Linked DNA regions of Homo sapiens: regions 2 and 3 are each linked to region 1. A link is a contact called in ENCODE Hi-C or POLR2A ChIA-PET data. All regions are on one chromosome and are shown on one strand. The core of a region is the stretch at or near the end of the contact, and the rest is flanking DNA. Distances in the headings are between cores, read along the strand shown. Region 1 has its middle 28 kb from the start of MASP1. Region 2 holds the start of ADIPOQ (adiponectin, C1Q and collagen domain containing). Region 3 has its middle 6.6 kb from the start of RTP2.

What was found. Hi-C counts contacts between places; a loop is a spot of excess contacts on that map. ChIA-PET counts read pairs that join two places held with the same protein, here RNA polymerase II (POLR2A). Pooled maps may share reads with other maps.
Region 2: a map of MCF 10A shows a loop between it and region 1 (11-fold over the local background). The contact joins the promoter of ADIPOQ here to the enhancer-like site in region 1. A Hi-C loop is called at or near these places in 6 of 168 maps with a recorded cell type or tissue (HCT116, IMR-90, MCF 10A and 3 more) and 13 of 50 pooled maps. POLR2A ChIA-PET finds 5 or more read pairs at or near these places in 1 of 52 experiments (PC-9).
Region 3: a map of KBM-7 shows a loop between it and region 1 (3-fold over the local background). The contact joins two enhancer-like sites. A Hi-C loop is called at or near these places in 31 of 168 maps with a recorded cell type or tissue (CD14-positive monocyte, DLD1, GM12878 and 23 more) and 5 of 50 pooled maps. POLR2A ChIA-PET finds 5 or more read pairs at or near these places in 6 of 52 experiments (H1, OCI-LY7, WTC11 and 2 more).

The regions. Positions count from the first base shown.
Region 1 is chr3:187,317,462-187,321,352 of GRCh38, forward strand. No RefSeq gene overlaps it. Among named protein-coding and RNA genes, the nearest start is that of MASP1, 28 kb to the left of the region's middle. Within about 2 kb of position 1,655, at least 5 of the 41 ENCODE cell types and tissues checked have a DNase peak (open chromatin) inside an H3K27ac peak, as active enhancers do; they include heart right ventricle, where a contact is called at or near this core.
Region 2 is chr3:186,840,570-186,844,460 of GRCh38, forward strand. ADIPOQ (adiponectin, C1Q and collagen domain containing) reads left to right here and starts at 2,141. Exons shown (of 3, transcript NM_004797.4): 1 at 2,141-2,180. RefSeq lists a promoter at 1,465-2,163, a cis regulatory region at 1,565-1,592 and an enhancer at 2,181-3,891.
Region 3 is chr3:187,694,014-187,697,904 of GRCh38, forward strand. No RefSeq gene overlaps it. Among named protein-coding and RNA genes, the nearest start is that of RTP2, 6.6 kb to the right of the region's middle. Within about 2 kb of position 1,627, at least 3 of the 41 ENCODE cell types and tissues checked have a DNase peak (open chromatin) inside an H3K27ac peak, as active enhancers do; they include heart right ventricle, where a contact is called at or near this core.

The DNA of each region.
Region 1 (3,891 bases), core at 405-2,904:
CATTAGGGACCCTCCGAGTGGCCACATCCAATCCACAGAGTAGGTATGAACCCGTTTTTTGTTCACACCTACTTTAACTTTCCTGCTGAGTATGTTTTTGTGAAGGATTGTCTCCCTCTTAAGACAATCTTCCTTTAGTTTTTCACACATTGTCTGTTCTCCTTTCTCCTTCCTACACCCCGGACTGCCCCCCTTCAGCTGAAATCTCAAGGCACTCTTTCCCTTTCATCCCTTGCAAATTGCCTCTGTCTTTGACTGCCTCCTCCTCTCATTCTCCTCCAGTGACTCTTCAAGTGTGGCTCTGGAATCATTTGTGTCAGAAACACCCAAGGAGCTTTCTGCTTACTAAAGGTGTGACTGGAGTTCTAGTCCAGACCGACTGTATGGAGTCTCTGGAGGTGGGTAGGAACAGGCATTATAAGCTGTCTCTCCTGGAGATTCTGACACTTTCCCTGGACCACACTTCCCCGCCCCCACTCCACACCCACCCTGACAGGGTCTTGCTCTGTCACCCAGGCAAGAGTGCAGTGGTATGATCACGATTCAGTGCAGCTTTCATGTTCTGAGCTCAAGAGATCCTCCCAACTCAGCCTCCCAAGTACCTGAGACTACAGGTGTGCACCACCACACTTGGCTAATTTCTAAATATTTTGTAGAGATGAGGCTTTGCTATTTAGCCCAGGCTGTGGGTCATACTTTTTCTGTGTGTGTGTGTGTGTGTGTGTGTGTGTGTGTGTGTGGGACAGGATCTCACTCTGTTGTTCAGGTTGGAGTGCAGTGCCGGGATCTCAGCTCACTGCAACTTCTGCCTCCCGGGTTCAAAAGATTCTCGTATCTCAGCCTGCTGGGTAGGTGGGATTACAGACATGCACCATTTTTGTATTTTTAGTAGAGACAGGGTTTCATAATGTTGCCGAGGCTGGTCTCAAACTCATGGCCTCAAGTGATCCACCGTCCTTGGCTTCCCAAAGTGTTGGGATTACAGGCACGAGCCACAGTGTCCGGCCTGTGGGCCTACTTTTTAATGCTTCCCAGTTCATCCTCCCCACTGCTGCCTTGACCCCATCCCATTGCTCTCCTCCTTAAAATCCTTCATGGGGCTCTCCTCCTTACAAACAGACGCTAAGCTCCATATCCTGGCATAAAGGACCTTTGGTGATTTGGCCCCTGTGCAGCTCTTGGGTCGCCCCCAACTCTCAAATCTGCTCTGTGCCCCGGAGATATCCTTAACACACCTGCTTGCTCCCACCCTGAGCCTGGCAGTTCCTGCTCTCCACCATGTTTCACTTGCACCCACCTTCAAATCTCAGAGTGGGAAACAGCTCCCGAACAAGAGGAAAGGCCTAAGCCCCAGTGTTGGCTCTGCCATTGATAAGTCACATGACATATTGATTATACAATCCTTGAGCCCCAACTCATATGTAAGCAAAGAGAGGACTTTAAACTGATTTCAGTTTTGGAATACTTAAAAAAAATCAGAAATACAAACTTCGTACAAATGTGTTGTGAAAGGTGCAGTAACAAGTCGTAGCCACCAGAGAGCACTAGAGGATCTCATTCAGCACAAGCGCGGGGCTTTGTCTCCATGACTTAGACTTCATTCTGGGGGTGGTCTACTCGAATTTGGGGCTGATGGGTGCCATCAGCTCCATGCCTAACCTTTATGTAAGAATATTATGAGACAGAGGAGCAGAATCTGTCACTTAAAAACTTCACTTTGGGGGAGGCAATGAAACTAGTCGTTAGTTGTCTTTAAATGCACAAATTTCAAAAGCAGCCCTTTCCGTGCTGGCTGGTGCATTTTGAAGGCTGTCCCAGTACTCCCACCCTACAGCTCATTTTTGGACCTCATATGCCGGACACATGGAGGGAGTTGTTTTGTTCGGGTTCTAGTGGAACCATCTGTACATTCCTCACTCTCTGTGGGGAGCAGGAATTGATCACAGGAAATGACCTCAGCTGCCTTGGGAAAGACGGACTTCCCATCCCTGCGGCTTTGAGCAAATCTGCTTAGTTGAGGGGCTGAGGAGGTAATTCTAGACCCTCCTGTGGCTGGGTTTGAATCTGAGACGCCTCTGAGGATCTGATGAAAGTCATGGACAATCCCCTCCAGAATACTCATAATATGCAGATTATTTCAGCAGCTTCGCAGACCTTTTATCTAGGAACCCAGGCTATGGACTATTTAGGGTTCCTCTCAGCTTTAAGAACCCAATGTCTTATAGTTGTACTTCATAACGAGCTATGCACATTAGCAGCTTTCTAATTTGTAGTAAGACTAAACTCTTGGTTATTTCCTCTGGAGAAGTGGGGGTGATGCATCCCACTGTTTAGGAATACCTCAATAGTGGATCATCCATCAGATCTGGGCTTTCCTATGAGCACTTCAGCCCCTTAGAGAGGGTGCATTCTGAAACTCTCCTGCAGGGGAGGCTAAAGAGCCACACATATCCCCAATGAGTCCCTGCTCGCTGGGGATGTGTCCTGGCCACGCAGGGAGGAAGTGAAGCTTCTTGCCATGTCGGTGTCCACATCTCAGTCCTGAGCTTTCTTTGTAAATCTTTCTGTGTTCTGGGAAGCTCCAGGGACTCTGCCTGCTTTTCTCTGCGCTGTACAGCTCCTCCATATGCTCCTACCTTTGGAGTTCTTTGCATCCTGAAGCTTGTGACCTAGAAGCTTCATAAGACAAAATAGCTAGCAATGACCTTGGGATTAAGATGCTCAGTCTTGTCTTGACTCTGCCGTTTATTAACTGTGGGACTCTCGGCCTCAATTATAAAATAGGAATAATAACTCCTATTTCTTATCTTATTGGGTTCTTTTATTTTTATTTAACAAATATGCACGGAGCGCCTGTTACGTGCCACTCCCCGTCCTTAGCACAGTTGATAGCAATGAATGGGACAGACATGATTCTCTGTCTTGATGAAGCCGACAGTCCAGGGTAGTTTGAGAATCAAATCAGCAAGTATCTGAACACCTTCTGTTAACTACGGAGTGCTCTACTCACACACTCTTCCTACTGCTTTTGCTTGATAACAACAACCTTGATCTAGAGAGCAGTGAATCATTTGAAAATTCGTAACACAGCTCCCTTCTGAGCATATAGCAGTGCCCTTGTGACATGGTGGGTGCAAACTCTCCTGGGGGTCACAGGGTAGAGCCCCTGACTCTCTCCCAGCCTTGACTGAACTCATAGGGTCTCCTGGGCTCTAGCAACAGCCATGTTTTCACCTCGTATGCGTTTTTTCCCCACAGTGCCCTGAGCCTTCCAGGAAAATTGATTCACCCAAACAAGCAGGTCAAGATTTCCATTTGATCTTATTGCTTCATGTGGTCCTAAATTCCCATAGCCATAGTTGCATATAGAAAGTAAATTAATATTAGTAATGGGGAGCTGGGAGGCCCTCAACTCCCATTTCTCATCTTATCCCCTTTTCCTCTCCAGGTCCACTGGCTGGGTCAGGCTCTGTGTCTGGGCAAGGAGCCATCAGTGGATGGGCTACAGATGAGCAGCAGTGGCCCAGTGGTTCTAACTGCTCAGAGGACTTCAGGCAAGAAAATGGGGCTCTTTCTTATCCCAAGGGCTCAGAAATATAAAATGTTGTCTCTAGCCTCTTCCCAATACTCCTCTCAGTTACAGAAATACCTGCTCCTCTTACCAGGTGGCTTTAAATGGACATCGAGGCATTCAGGCAAGACTTGCACGTTGAGGGGCTATGTTCACTCGGGAGAGGCTCTGTGTGTGTGAAGGTCACTAATATCTGCATTTTTATTGAAGAACATGTCAGACTTGAGCTATTTCTGTTCCATGAAAATTATTCAGAAAACTAATTTTTCTGGACAGAGTGAAAAAGGCAGGGACGGGAGGAATTAATGATTAGGGATTTT
Region 2 (3,891 bases), core at 891-3,390, 480 kb before region 1:
CTCACACTCCATCAAGAGGGGTGAAGGGCATGAGGAATTAGAAAGCATAGGGATTTTTAGTTAGACAGATCTGGTTCAAATCCTAGACTTGTGCCTTGAACAAATTATTTACCCTCATTGAACTCTAGATTCATTATTTGTAAAATGAAAGACAATAATAGTTATCTCCAAAGGAAAGTTGAATATGATCATTCATTTATTCATTAATTCAACATTTATTATTGCCTACTTTGTGCCAGGTTCTATTCTAGGAACTAAGGGATACAACTTTGAATAGGCAAAATCTCTGCTCTCCTGAAGTTTACTTTTTTTTTTTTTTTTGAGACAGAGTTTCACTCTTGTCACCCAGGCTAGAGCGCAATGGTGCTCTTGGCTCACTGCAACCTCCACCTCCTGGGTTCAAGTGATTCTCTTGTCTCAGCCTCCCAAGTAGCTGGGACTACAGGTATGTGCCACCACGCCCGGCTATTTCTGCATTTTTAGTAGAGATGGGGTTTCACCATGTTGGCCAGACTGGTCTCAAACTCCTGATCTCAGGTGATATGCCTGTCTTGGCCTTCCAAAGTACTGGGATTACAGGCCTGAGCCACTGCACCTGACCTGAAGTTTATGTTCTATTAAATAGCAACAGACAGTAACATAAACCAAAAATAAATAGGAAAACACCATAACAAAAATCAAACAGTGATATAATTGAGAGTTGCTTCTATTTCTTTTTGTTGTCTTCTTGGTTCAATCAGCCTGCTAAACTATATGGAACCTCATTTTCATGGGCCACTTATTTAAGCCGGGGGACCTTGGAAAGTCTCTCATGTCTCTCATCTCAACGGCCTAATGTGACTTCTCTTGAAATATTTGGACATTAGCAGGAAGCTGAGGCTTTACATCAGATCTTTACTTTAATGGTGGACTTGACTTTACTGGTAGATTTTTAGGCTCTGTGTGGACTGTGGAGATGATATCTGGGGGGCAGGCAGACACTTGCCCTGCCTCTGTCTGAGAAAATTCTGTTTTGGATGTCTTGTTGAAGTTGGTGCTGGCATCCTAAGCCCTTGCTGGGGTCGTAATTTAATTCATCAGAATGTGTGGCTTGCAAGAACCGGCTCAGATCCTGCCCTTCAAAAACAAAACATGAGCGTGCCAAGAAAGTCCAAGGTGTTGAATGTTGCCACTTCAAGCCTAAACTTTCTAGGAACACCTAAGTGGGTGGCAGCTTCCAGTTCTCCAGGCTGCTTCTAGGCCAGAGCTGGGTTCCACAAGAGACAGAATAGGCATATATATGCTTAAGGAACTGGAAAAACAGGCTCTCTCTCTCTCACAAACACACACACACACATACCAAGGTAGCTGTCAAAATGTTATCCGAAATTTTGGAACCAAAAAATCTTGAAAGATGGTATTCCAATATCACATTTTATGTAAGTTTTCTATTATATTAGATTCAAATTACGATTCGAGGCCACAAGCTTTAAGAATTCAGGGCCTTTTTAACTTGCCAAGCCCCACACCACTCCAGGAACTTCCCCACACCCCAGTTCTCAGAATTCATGTGCAAGGTCTTTCCTAAATCCAGGGTCCAGGTCAGAGAGTGGAGGATGTGCTCTATTTCTTACCTGATTGCAGACCCCTCTGACAGTGCTCCCTTCTGAAGCACTCACTGTCTGAACGTACACAGTCTCAGACTTAATCATGCACAGTGAGCAAGACTGTGGTGTGATAATTGGCGTCCCTGACTTATTAGGGCAAATCTATGGGAGGGGGAGACCTCCTGGACCACTGAGCAATTAATTCATTTACATTAGGAAGTTTCTCCGTCAGATGCAGGAAAAAAATCTTGTTTTCCTGCTGTGGTTTTGACTTTTGCCCCATCTTCTGTTGCTGTTGTAGGAGGCAAAATAAGGGTCAAGGCCTGGAAACACAAGTGCTTTGACTGAAGCTCCACTTGGCTTCCGAAGCCCAAGCTGGGTTGTACCAGGTTCCCTAGGGTGCAGGCTGTGGGCAACTGCCAGGGACATGTGCCTGCCCACCGGCCTCTGGCCCTCACTGAGTTGGCCAATGGGAAATGACAATTGTGAGGTGGGGACTGCCTGCCCCCGTGAGTACCAGGCTGTTGAGGCTGGGCCATCTCCTCCTCACTTCCATTCTGACTGCAGTCTGTGGTTCTGATTCCATACCAGAGGGTAAGAGCAATTCTGTGAAGTTCCAGGCTGGGTGGGGGATGCATGCATAGCCTCTGGCTGGGATCACCCAGGCTCTCCCGTCCGTAGTAGTGTGGGAGTGGATACAGGTGGATACTCTGGTCAGAGCAGCACTGGTGGAGGCAGATATGCACTGGGCTTCTTCCTCCGTTCTCCCACAGCCCCAAGAGAGAAAGGGTTATTTCAGACATTCCTTCTAAGATGCATGGAACCATTCTGAATTTTGCCCAGTTCGCTCTGTAGCAGGATACCTATTGAGAAAAAGTTAGGGTCAGTAAGGTGGAAGGGTCTGTCCACAGATGAAGTCCAATTCGATTAAGGGGGATAAGGGAATACATTGCCTCTTAGCTTGACCAGGTAGGGCAAAGGAAGAAGCATATATGAAGGCAGCTTCAGAAAAGTCAAGCTGAGCACTGACTTCAGACTGGAATTAGGAATCCAGCTCTGCCACTTTATTCTACTCAGCAAATATTTACTGAGCAAATTCTATGGGCTAGACAGTGGATTGGGTTCACAAGATACAATGAGTGTGACATGGTTGTTGTCTATGGATTTGGGGATATATGTAGGTATAGGGATATCTTACAAGGTAATCAAGAGGTTCTAATGAGGCCAGCCATGGTGGCTCACACCTGTAATCCCAGCAATTTGGGAGACCGAGGCGGGTGGATCACCTGAGGTCAGGAGTTCCAGACTAGCCTGACCAACATGGTGAAACCCCGCCTCTACCAAAAATACAAAAATTAGTTGGGCGTGATGGCAGGTGCCTGTAATCCCAGCTTCTCGGGAGGCTGAGGCAGGAGAATTGTCTGAACCTGGGAGGCAGAGGTTGCAGTGAGCCGAGATTGTTGCCACTGCATTCCAGCCTGGGTGACAGAGCGAGACTTTGTGTCAAAAAAAAAAAAAAAAGAAAGAAAAGAAAAAGAGGCTCTAATGAGATAAAATGAGAAAAGCCTGGCATATAGTGGCAACTTATGAAAAATTGTAATTAAAAAAAAACATTTTCTGACAGAAGAAACTGGATCTACCTGGTTTTTCTGAAGCCTAATCCTGCTCGCCCCAGTGAGTGCTGTTTCTGAGGCATCCTGGTTGTTTTGAGCTGTGGATGCTGAAGGTTAGAGTGGGAGGGATTTTAGAGGTTAGGTCTGCCCCTCTTGTGTTAGAGGACATGGATCCCTGGTCTGGAGAGGTTCTGGTTTTTGGATCAAGCCTCACAAGGGGTGGCACCAACTCACTCCTAGGAACTCCGCTAGAAGGAAGGCCAGCTCTGCCTAATTCGGTTGGGGAGATGGGGGTCCCTTTATGCTAGCAGAATATGTCCGAAGGAGCATGATGGTGTCAGCTTTGTTCATGAAGGCCAGTGGTACACAGGGAGCCCGGCAGCTTCCTCAGCAGTCCCTGCTGCCACTCTTCCTTAAGTCTTGAGGAGTCTTTTTTTGGCACAATCTCAGCTCACTGCAACCTCCGCCTCCCAGGTTCAAGCGATTCTCCTGCCTCAGTCTCCCAAGTAGCTGAGACTACAGGCATGCGCCACCACGCCCAGCTAATTTTTATATTTTTAGTAGAGATGGGGTTCACCATATTGGCCAGGATGGTCTCGATCTCTTGACCTCATATTCCACCTGCCTCGGCCTCCCAAAGTGCTGGTATTACAGGTGTGAGCCACTGCGCCTGGCCGAGGAGTCTTAAGCTG
Region 3 (3,891 bases), core at 377-2,876, 380 kb after region 1:
AATTGCAATAGCAAATGTTTATGGGGCTCCTTCTCAACGAATGTTATTTTTTATTATTATCTGGAAATGAAGTGTGCCAGGCTAATGAGACTAAGTTTTGTCCAATGGCAGGAGGGAGCTCTGGAAGAGTCCAAGCACAGGACTGTGTGAATCATAGCTGATAATTAGAAAATCACCCTAGGATGGTGGCAGATTGGAAAGTGGATTGTAAGGGAAGAGGTTATAGGCATAAAGATTATTGAGGAGGCTACTAAGGCAAGAGACACTAAATGACTGGGTTTGGGCAGCAGTAGAGGGAAGGAAAGAAAGGAGAGCAACCCCAGAGGTACTTGGGAAGAACAATCAACAGGACATGGGACATGGTGACCAACTATTGTGGGGTGGGGTAGGGCCATGAAAGAGGATCAGGGGACAGTATCCAGATTTCTGAGAAGTAAGAGAAATGGGTTCGGATGGCAAAGGGACAAGCCCAGCTTTAGTCATGCTGCCTTTGATGGGAGCACACCGTGAACAGGTCAATTGGTCTGTGGGCCTGGAGCTCCATGGAAATGCTTAGAGAAGCCATGAAGACCAGGAATTCCTATGGGGTGAACATGATGGAAATTATGAGTGAGTATGTTACTGAGGAAACATGAGCAGAGTGAGAGGAGAATCCCAGGATGGGTGAGGGAAAAGCTCCCACAAAGAATATTACAGTGGAGAGAAAAATGAAAGAGCAGATGGAGGAGCAAGTACTGACATAGAATCTTCAAGGAGGGAGTATAAAATGCAGTGGACACATCAAGTAAGATGACTACAGACAAGTGGCCAATGGTTTGTCTCTATCTTAGAATGCCTGTGGTCATTCAGGTGTCTATCATTAGATTGTCTGAGGTCACCCAGGTGTCCCTATCATTAGAATGCCCAGTGTCAGCCAGGAGTGTCTCCCATTAGAATGCCTGTGGTAGGCCATGAGTCTCTATTTTTAGAATTCATGAGGTCGCCCTGTTGCTTCTATCATTAGAATTCCGGGGATTGCGCAGATGTCTCTATCATTAGAATGCCTGGGGTCAACCAGGAGTCTCTTTGACCACAGACAAGTGGCCAATGGTTTGGCAATGGAGTATTTAGTGACTGTTTCAGAAACATGAAAATGAGATTTCCATGGGTTCAGGAGTAAATAAAGAGATGGAGATAAATGTAATCTACTCCTTTGAGAAACTTGATTTTGAAAGAATTTTCTTTTTAATGAAATGGCAATAGTCCAAGGGGAATGTGGAATCACAGCAGTGTCATTCTAGTTAACTATAGAAAAGACACAGCTGTACTTACATACTGAGAAAATGAGCTGGTGGAGAAGGAGAAGTAGAATATGTTTATCTTTCATTTTCCCAGACCCCGTTTCTTTTCATCTGTTCTAGCCCCCTTGTCCTCACTTCCGTTTTCAGTGGCTCATCATCCCCCAACTCACAGTCCTCAACTCAGATGCCCCAGCCTTGCTGACCCTCTGAGGCATGACCTCTCCCTTGACACAATCTTGGCTGTTTAGCCCTACCCCCAGGAACCACAACTTCAGTAACAGATGCTGCTGACGCCACTTCATCCCAGTCCCGTCCCTTCGTGTTCCTTAAGATTCCCAGGGTTGGCCAAGTTCTCTGGAGATCACTTGACTCCTGGGCTCCTTGACATCCATTTTCCCAGAAACACCATGCATCCACAGCTAGGCAATGGCCCCGAGGGTCACACACCCTGCACCAGCCCTGCTGAGCACCATCTGCAGCTGATGAAAGTGAATCCAGAACCTCATGTTCCTGCTAATTTACAACCACTCCAGCCTGATGCTCTTTTTGTACTCTTTTGCTGAACCCAACCAAATAAAGGCAGAGGTTCTTCCAGATTGCCTAGTTCTTTGCTCTTGCAGGTCCACAGAGAAATCTGACAAGCCACCAGGATTTCTTTGCCAGTGCTGAGTAAAGCCAGCCTGTGGAGACAGACAGCAGGTGGGGCACAGTGCTCAAAGCTGCCCCTCTCTGAGAACACATCTAACCAAACACTCCATCCCTGAACCTCACCTTCAGCTCTCAGGCCCCACGTGGGGGCTCTGAAGGTGGGCTATAGAAAGATGTGAATGTCGGGACAATTAAGGGTGTGAATAGGAGAGTTTCTGTTTCCAATTCCAGACAGTGATCAACACAGTGTCATCTGAACCCGGCTCATGAGTCAAACTGCCCGCCTCACAGCTATGCCTGAGGGAATGGGAACAGCAAATGCATTTACCCTGAAGGGGTGGTCCCATGGACTAGCCAGAGGGGAAGGTGCTGGGGGACAGGTGCTGTCTGCCTCCACTTGCTCACACCTCCCCTTGGGCATGACCTCCCCTGAGTGGAGACACACAGCCCTGCTCTCACCTGGAAGATCCACATCTGCAGATCTGCCTCATCTGCCCCTTCTCTCACCATCGCCAGGAACTAGGATGGCTATCAAATTTGCCATAATGTATTTTCATACATAATGAAAGAGGAGCATCTCCCTGCATCATGGGTAGCTAGTGTGTCCTACCACATCTCTGCTGAGCACAGGAATGTATAAACGCACTTTAAAACATGTGTATGGGTTATGGGTGGTGGCTCACGTCTGTAATCCCAGCACTTTGGGAGGCCAAGGCGGGTGAATTGCTTGAGGTCAGGAGTTCAAGACCAGCCTGGCCAACAGGGTGAAACCCTGTTTCTACTAAAAACACAAAAAATTAGCCAGGCATGGTGGCGCACACCTGTAGTCCCAGCTACTCTGGAGACTGAGGCAGGAGAATCACTTGAACCCAGGAGGTGGAGGTTGCAGTGAGTCGAGATCTTGCCACTGCACCAAAAAAAAAAAAAAAAATGTGTGTATGATCCACCCCTTGTGAGGCTGAGGTGAGCGATCACTTGAGCCTGAGAGTTCAAAGCTGCAGTGAACTGTGATGCCGCTACTGAACTCCAGCCTGAGCAACAGAACGAGACCATGTCTTAAAAAAAAAAAAAAAAAAAAGACACAACTGTGGCATTTAAGGTCTATGAACCCTACAAAGGGGCTGTAAGCAACTGGCAATTGGCACCCCATCCCTATGGTCTACTTTCTTTCCCAGACCCAGTTGACCAGACCCACTTTCTTCCCCCACCCCCGCCGCTAAGACAGAGTCTTGCTCTGTCACCCAGGCTGGAGTGCAGTGGCACAATCTTGGCTCACCACAATCTCCGCCTCCCAGGTTCAAGCAATTCTCCTGCCTCAGTCTCCCAGGTAGCTGGGACTACAGGTGTGCACCACCACGCACAGCTAATTTCTCTATTTTTAGTAGAGATGGTGTTTCACCATGATGGCCATCATGCCCAGCTAATTTTTGTATTTTTAGTAGAGGCAGGGTTTCACCATGTTGGCCAAGATGGTCTCTATCTCCTGACCTCGTGATCTGCCTGCCTCAGCCTCCCAAAGTGCTGGGATTACAGGCGTGAGTCAACGCACCCAGCCCAGACCCACTTTCCATATCCTCTCAGGAAATAAGGTAAGACAACACTGCAGATGCTACTCAAGAGAGGCAGGAGCACAGAGATAATCTATTTACAGTGTTTATCTACCTTTAGCAAACCTCACACCACCTTTACCTGCCCCAGAAGGCTTCATGCTGCACCTTTAAACCTGCACCCACCTCTTGGTGGTATAAGTCCACATACATTTAAGTGGGAATTTCAAGTTCTGGACTGGAGTTCACCAACAGAAATTTCTGTAATGACGTTCTATATCTGTACATTGCAATATGTTAGCCACTGGCCACATAAGGGTACTGTGCACTTGATATGTGGCTGGTGTGACTGAGGAACTGAATTGTTAATGTTATTCCATTCTAATTAATTTAAATTGAAATATCCACATATGGCT